Regions from separate parts of the Homo sapiens genome. Here region 2 is linked to region 1. A link is an interaction called in ENCODE POLR2A ChIA-PET data of the cell type or tissue named here. Cell type or tissue: A673. All regions are shown on one strand. Links, peaks and the distances in the headings refer to the core of each region. The heading gives the core; the rest is flanking DNA.

Region 1 (2,814 bases), core at 154-2,653:
CCTGACTTAATTTCTTTGCTTATGGGTAAAACAAGGAATTCCTGTCACACTGCCAACATCACCCCCTTTCTTCTCACCCCAAGGAGAGTGCAGAGAGGAGGCGAGACCAAGCCTGCCCAGAGTTGGAGTCTTGAGACGTGAGGTAACATTGGTTCCCCATCTATGCTGAAACCTGAGGGAACTTGGCAGGGCTCATCAGGAGGGGAGGGCCGGCCTTGAGATTTTCTTTATGTTTGGCCTGGATGTAGTCCAACCTTAAACTCAAATGAAAACTTGAGAAATGTTATATTACCAAAGAGCGCATGTGTGTGTGTTGAGATGAAGGTAATGGGGTGGGTGGTGGCGGCCAGCCACAAAGTGCAGCTTCAATCCGGCTAAACAACTAAACCCTCACTGCAGAATCCAGGCCCTCATGACCGCACCATAAGGAGGAGTCTTTACTACCCCGATTCTTGTATTTTGTGTTTGTGCCCATCCAGGGAGCTCTCGGAACTCCTGGGTTCCAGTCCCTCATGTGGTTACTCACCTGAGCTAAATCTCTTCACTTCTCTGATCCTCAGCTTTTCCCATGCTCTAAATTAGAGGTATAAATCAAGTGTCAGGGATCTTTTCATTCAAAGAACCAAGTTCTAGTGCAATCACTGACAAATGTAATTTCTAAATGTTAAAGTCATCCATGCTTCCAAGACGCAATTGAAAAATGGCAAATGTTGAGAGGCTCAATGCATTTCGTTTCTTTTTCAAAGGGCCTTTCCTATTTCAGGCAATGGCGTCTGCAGTGAGTATGTGTGTATGAAAGCATATGTTTGCAAAACAGTTGAAATATTTGCGTATAATAGCATTTTCACAGCAGTTAGTATCAACAGGGAGAAACCTAGGAGTGGCTTTTCGTGGGTGTCTGTGAAATGACAGATTGTGCAATTTTTAGGAAAGAAAAAAAAGCTTGAAGGGAAAAACCCTAGAGGCAGTAATATGTTGACCTTGAGAGGGAAAAAAATATGCTAGTTTGTGTATAGAAAATAAACTCTCCTCCAAAGTTTACGTTCAGAAAAACCTTGGTTGCTTGCTCATAAATAAATTGAGGACAGAATTGTTGATTACTGAGGTTAATGTTCTTTTACTAAAGTGGAAACATTGTATGTAATTAGATTAAGAAGAGACTTCGGTAGAAAGAGTGACGATGTGAGTAATCTCGAGTCAACAAAGGCACATTTTGATTTTATTAGCTAGCTATTAGAGCAGTCTTTGGCATTTTATGTGTGATGCACAGCATCAGGATGTAGCTGTTGAAAGTCATTTGTGTCCGCTGTCTGGCCTAATTGAGCGACAATAATAAAACGCTGTTTTTAGATAAACAATGGGTGGCGGAGCTCCATCGGTCCCTGCAGGGAGCGTGTTGATGCCTTTCAAAGAGCAACTGGCTGAGCTCACGTGCCACAGTCATTTCACAGAGGAAAGTCAAGTCGTTTAAATCAACTAAATTGAACGCAGTTTTGAAATGGAAATCAGTAATCCCAGTTTGGAGCTGCCTCCTTGTCAATGGAAAGCTAGAGGCTCGGATCGCCGTCTGGTTCTCTCCCAAGTCTTATTCAAAGGCAGGAGGCCCCTGAGCCACAGAGATTGCAAGTTAGCAATACCAGGGAAAAGAATATCACGTGTCGAATGTTTTGTGTAGTGCGTTGGTGCCAAACAGGCTGATATGGAAATATCATCATAAACCCCAGCTGCCTGCTCTATGTCCCTCCCTTCAGTGCACACAAGATGGGCCCTAGACAGACGGACAAACAGAAGGCTTCCAGGAGGTTGTATATGGGTAATGTGCTGCTGCCCTCGCCCAGTAGGAAGGAATTTCTCTTAGAGGCCTCCCTCCTCCTCAAAATGTGCTCCTCCCTTTCTCCTCCCCCCATGCCCTTTAGAATAAAGCATGTCCAGAAGTGAACCTCAACTTTGCATCAAGATTAGGATCTCTGGTTACAGACTGAGAACAGAAGAAAGCAGGCTGACATCCTCCGACTCACTTTATCTTAACATAGGATCACACAACCACCAGGCTTTTGTGGCAGCCAAGGGGTGGCTGGGGGTGCTTTAACATCTCCCACTTTTCAGCTATCAGCCTTGTGCAAACAGCCACATGACCTAGGGAAAGACAGTGTGCTGGCTTGACAAACACGGCTTTGAGATAGGTTCACTGCACTCTGCAAACTAAACTGCATCTTCCTCACCCTGCTATAAACTGTTGTTGTTGACCAGCACAATCGCTCACTCCTGTAATCTCAACACTTGGATGAGGCCAAGGCTGGAGGATCACTTGGGCTCAGGAGTTTGAGACCAGCTTGGAGAACATAGTGAAACCTTGTTTCTACTAAAAATAAAAAAAATTATCCTGTAGTCCCAGGTACTCAGGAGGCTGAGGTGGGAGGATCACTTGAGCCCAGGAGATTGAGGCTGCAGTAAGTGGTGACCATGCCACTGCACTTTAGCCTGGATGACAGAGTGAGACGGTCTCAAAAATACACACACACAGACACACACACACACACACACACACACATATATATACATATATATATATATATATATATATATATATATATATATATATATAGTCACCTGAGCTTTAGGAAGCTGGATGCAGTCCATTGACATTCTCATTCAATAGCTCTTACTTGAATACTTGCTAGTCATAAGGTCCTGTGCTGCCTGCTGGGGAGATATCCTTGCAAAAGACGAACACATGGCACTTGAAGTCTGATAGGTAGGTAGGTAGGTAGGTAGGTAGGTAGGTAGGTAGGTAGATAGATAGATAGATAGATA
Region 2 (2,814 bases), core at 193-2,692, 59 kb after region 1:
CATGCTCCTTCTGCTCAAGTCCAGTTCAGCTCTCTCTTTAAGTCCAGTTTCAGACGCTCACCTTCCTCTTGGCCATCTCCTGGCTGTCTGCATCATCTTGCTTTCCTTTCTCTTCCAAGGCCTCTGCTCAGGGCTATCTTCACAGTCATCAGGGGCCAGGATGGACATTGAGCCAGCTCATACTGGGCCAGCCATACTGGGCCTTCATCTGTTGCAGGCTGTCATCTGTCCTAATGGCCACACTGCCTTTCCAGTTGTTGGGATATGTATCCTAGTGCCCAAGCATTATTCCTTGTCACCCTGATACAATAGTAAAGAGAGATTTATATAAAACAAAAGTAGCATTCTAAGTAATTTTAGAATGGCTTTGCCACTTAGGTCATGGATGGTCACTGACATCTTCATTTTCCAGAGCCAACAACTGAGGTCCAAACAGCGTGCCTTGCGCAAGGCCACACAAGAGGTAAGTTGGGACCTGAACACACCTGATTCTATATCATTTCATGCTCATGTTTGTGCCCTGCCCAGGAATCCCCAAACCCACCTGCTTCAGTCTTTGCTGAGAATTTACAGTGACAATTTATGGGACTCTCTTTAGGAGAATGACAAGTTGCAGGTGAACTCTTGGAACAAATGTGGATTGTCTTGTCTTCATTTGGAATGTATGACAAACTCATAGGGCCATGTCAGAATGCAGAGTGACTGGGGGCTTCAGGACCCCGTGGGGATGTGGGGGGCATTGTGTGTCTGCCTTGTTTTGATCCATTCTGCTGCTCCAGATAATGGCATTGGCTGTACCAGTGGCCCAGATCCTTCACCTGCAGAAGAGCTTCCCAGAGAGGAGCAAGCCTTCCTGCCGTCACCTCTGGTGTCATCCTATAGGACATTAAAACCAACTCAAGATTGTGTTGAAAACTGTTTTCCTTTTGAGGATGCTAATAAGAACAAGATCATATCAACGGGTATGGATCATGGCAGGATTTTCCTTCAGCTGAGTCTTTTAATGAGCCGTTTCATAATGAGGGCTGAATCTACACACAGTATCTACATGCTAGCCAAGGTTTAAAGACTTTTATAATATTTTCCTCCATTCTCACCCCCTTCGAAGCCCTGGCTTTAATTCTTTTAAACAGTAACATTCATTGGCTGTTAAGTAAAACAGGAGAGAACACAATAAATTTATGATATTTTGAGAAGCTATGCCAGTTCTCAAGCATTCAGAGAAACAAGCTTGGCTTTTATGAGGTAATTATGATTTAGTGTTTTCTCTCGCCCTGTTGAGTCTGTGGGCTGCCTGTAAAATGGATCTGGAATGAATGTCAAAGTCAGGATTTACAGTCAAACATTTTCAACATATAAAGTACAGGAGAAGTTTATTGTTTTGTTGGGGTTTTTTTTTTTCTAAGCAATATTTCCTTCTGCATTTGTGTGCTGTTAGGTTTTGTAGGATTTCTCCCCTCCCATTTGAAATGGTATCTATAAATTACTTTTCCTGATAAGGCTGCAGTATCATCAAAAAGTGATGGTCTTTGCAAGCAATCGTGACAAAGCATGTCAATTTAAATCATTTCTTTCTCTTCCTCTCACTCTTTTTTCCTCTTACCTTCAACAGGAAACTATCATTTCAATGTTTCCACCCTTTCAGAAATGAGCAGGAATTGACTAAGCTTGATGAGTTTGAGGTATAAGAGATCTTCATGCTCCTTCCTTCTACCATCTTTTTCCCCTGTTCTCTCTTTGAAATAAAAACTGTGTTTGGATGTTACCTTCAGGGAGAGCAGACTCTGGGATCATCAGGCTCCAAGGCTTTCCGCCCTTACTCTCCCGTTAACATGCTGGGATTGACACCACCTTTGCAAAAATTATGACGGTGAGAAAAATCTGACATAGGAAAATTATGTCAGTTAAAGAGATCTGACCTGACCAACTCCATCTTGCTCATAACCTCCAAGCTGCCCTTGTTCATTTTGGGGCATAGGCTGAACTAACTTTGGGAAGAATTTCATTTATAGCTTAACTTTGAAACAACTATGATAACAGCCCTTTCCCTGAAATGAACCCCCTCTTTGCTTGGGGAACAGACCATTTTTGTAAAACCAACAAATTTGCCACAAGATTAGAAATTATGGCTCAGGAGTCATGCAGCCAGAGGCCACAAGATTCCTAACCTCCCCAGGCACTCTTATGAATAACATCACTATTGTAAAACCTAAGATTGGTGTTCAAGATATTTTTCAGACCCTGCATTCTGATGGACCAGCTGGCACCACCCAGACCAGTAATCTGGGTCAACCTGTTCTGCGATCCTATCCAGGAACAGAAGATAGCAGGAAGAACCTGCTTTGACCCTCTGTGATTTCATCTCTGACCCAACCAATCAGCACTCCCCATTCCCTCGCCCCCTGCCTGCCAAACTATCTTTAAAAAACACTAGCCTTGGCTGGGTGCTGTGGCTCATGGCTGTAATCCCAGCACTTTGGGAGGCCAAGGCAGGTGGATCACCTGAAGTTGGGAGTTCGAGACCAGGCTTGCCAACATGGTGAAACACCATCTCTACTAAAAATACAAAAATTAGCTGTGTGTGGTGGCAGGCGCCTGTAATCCCAACTATTTGGGAGTCTGAGGCAGGAGAATCGCTTGAACCCGGGAGGCGGAGGTTGCAGTGAGCCAAGATCGTGCCACTGCACTCCAGCCTGGGCAACAGGAGTGAAATTCCATCCCAAAAAAACCAAACCAAAACAAAACAAACAAAACCCTAGCCTCTGAATTTTCAGGGAGGTTGATTTGAGTAATAATAAAACTCCAGTCTCCCAG

What was found. Peaks named below come from ENCODE experiments on the same cell type or tissue, not always from the same donor. Only the 100,000 strongest peaks of a DNase experiment are listed, where the experiment ranks them.
Region 2: POLR2A ChIA-PET joins it to region 1 with 5 read pairs; 2 of 35 experiments call an interaction of 5 or more read pairs at or near these places.

What each region holds. Positions count from the first base shown.
Region 1 is chr6:14,448,825-14,451,638 of GRCh38, reverse strand. It overlaps LOC105374942 (a long non-coding RNA gene), which reads left to right. Exons shown (of 6, transcript XR_926510.3): 1 at 1-142. The region is part of intron 1 of LOC101928331 (a long non-coding RNA gene); the gene reads right to left. Among named protein-coding and RNA genes, the nearest start is that of LINC01108, 160 kb to the right of the region's middle. RefSeq lists an enhancer at 1,092-1,682. In A673, for the core only: no CTCF peak of the experiment used is centred there; a DNase peak (open chromatin) is centred at 1,318.
Region 2 is chr6:14,389,470-14,392,283 of GRCh38, reverse strand. LOC105374943 (a long non-coding RNA gene) reads left to right here. Exons shown (of 5, transcript NR_187830.1): 4 at 413-463; 5 at 780-1,193. Among named protein-coding and RNA genes, the nearest start is that of LINC01108, 110 kb to the right of the region's middle. In A673, for the core only: no CTCF peak of the experiment used is centred there; no DNase peak of the experiment used is centred there.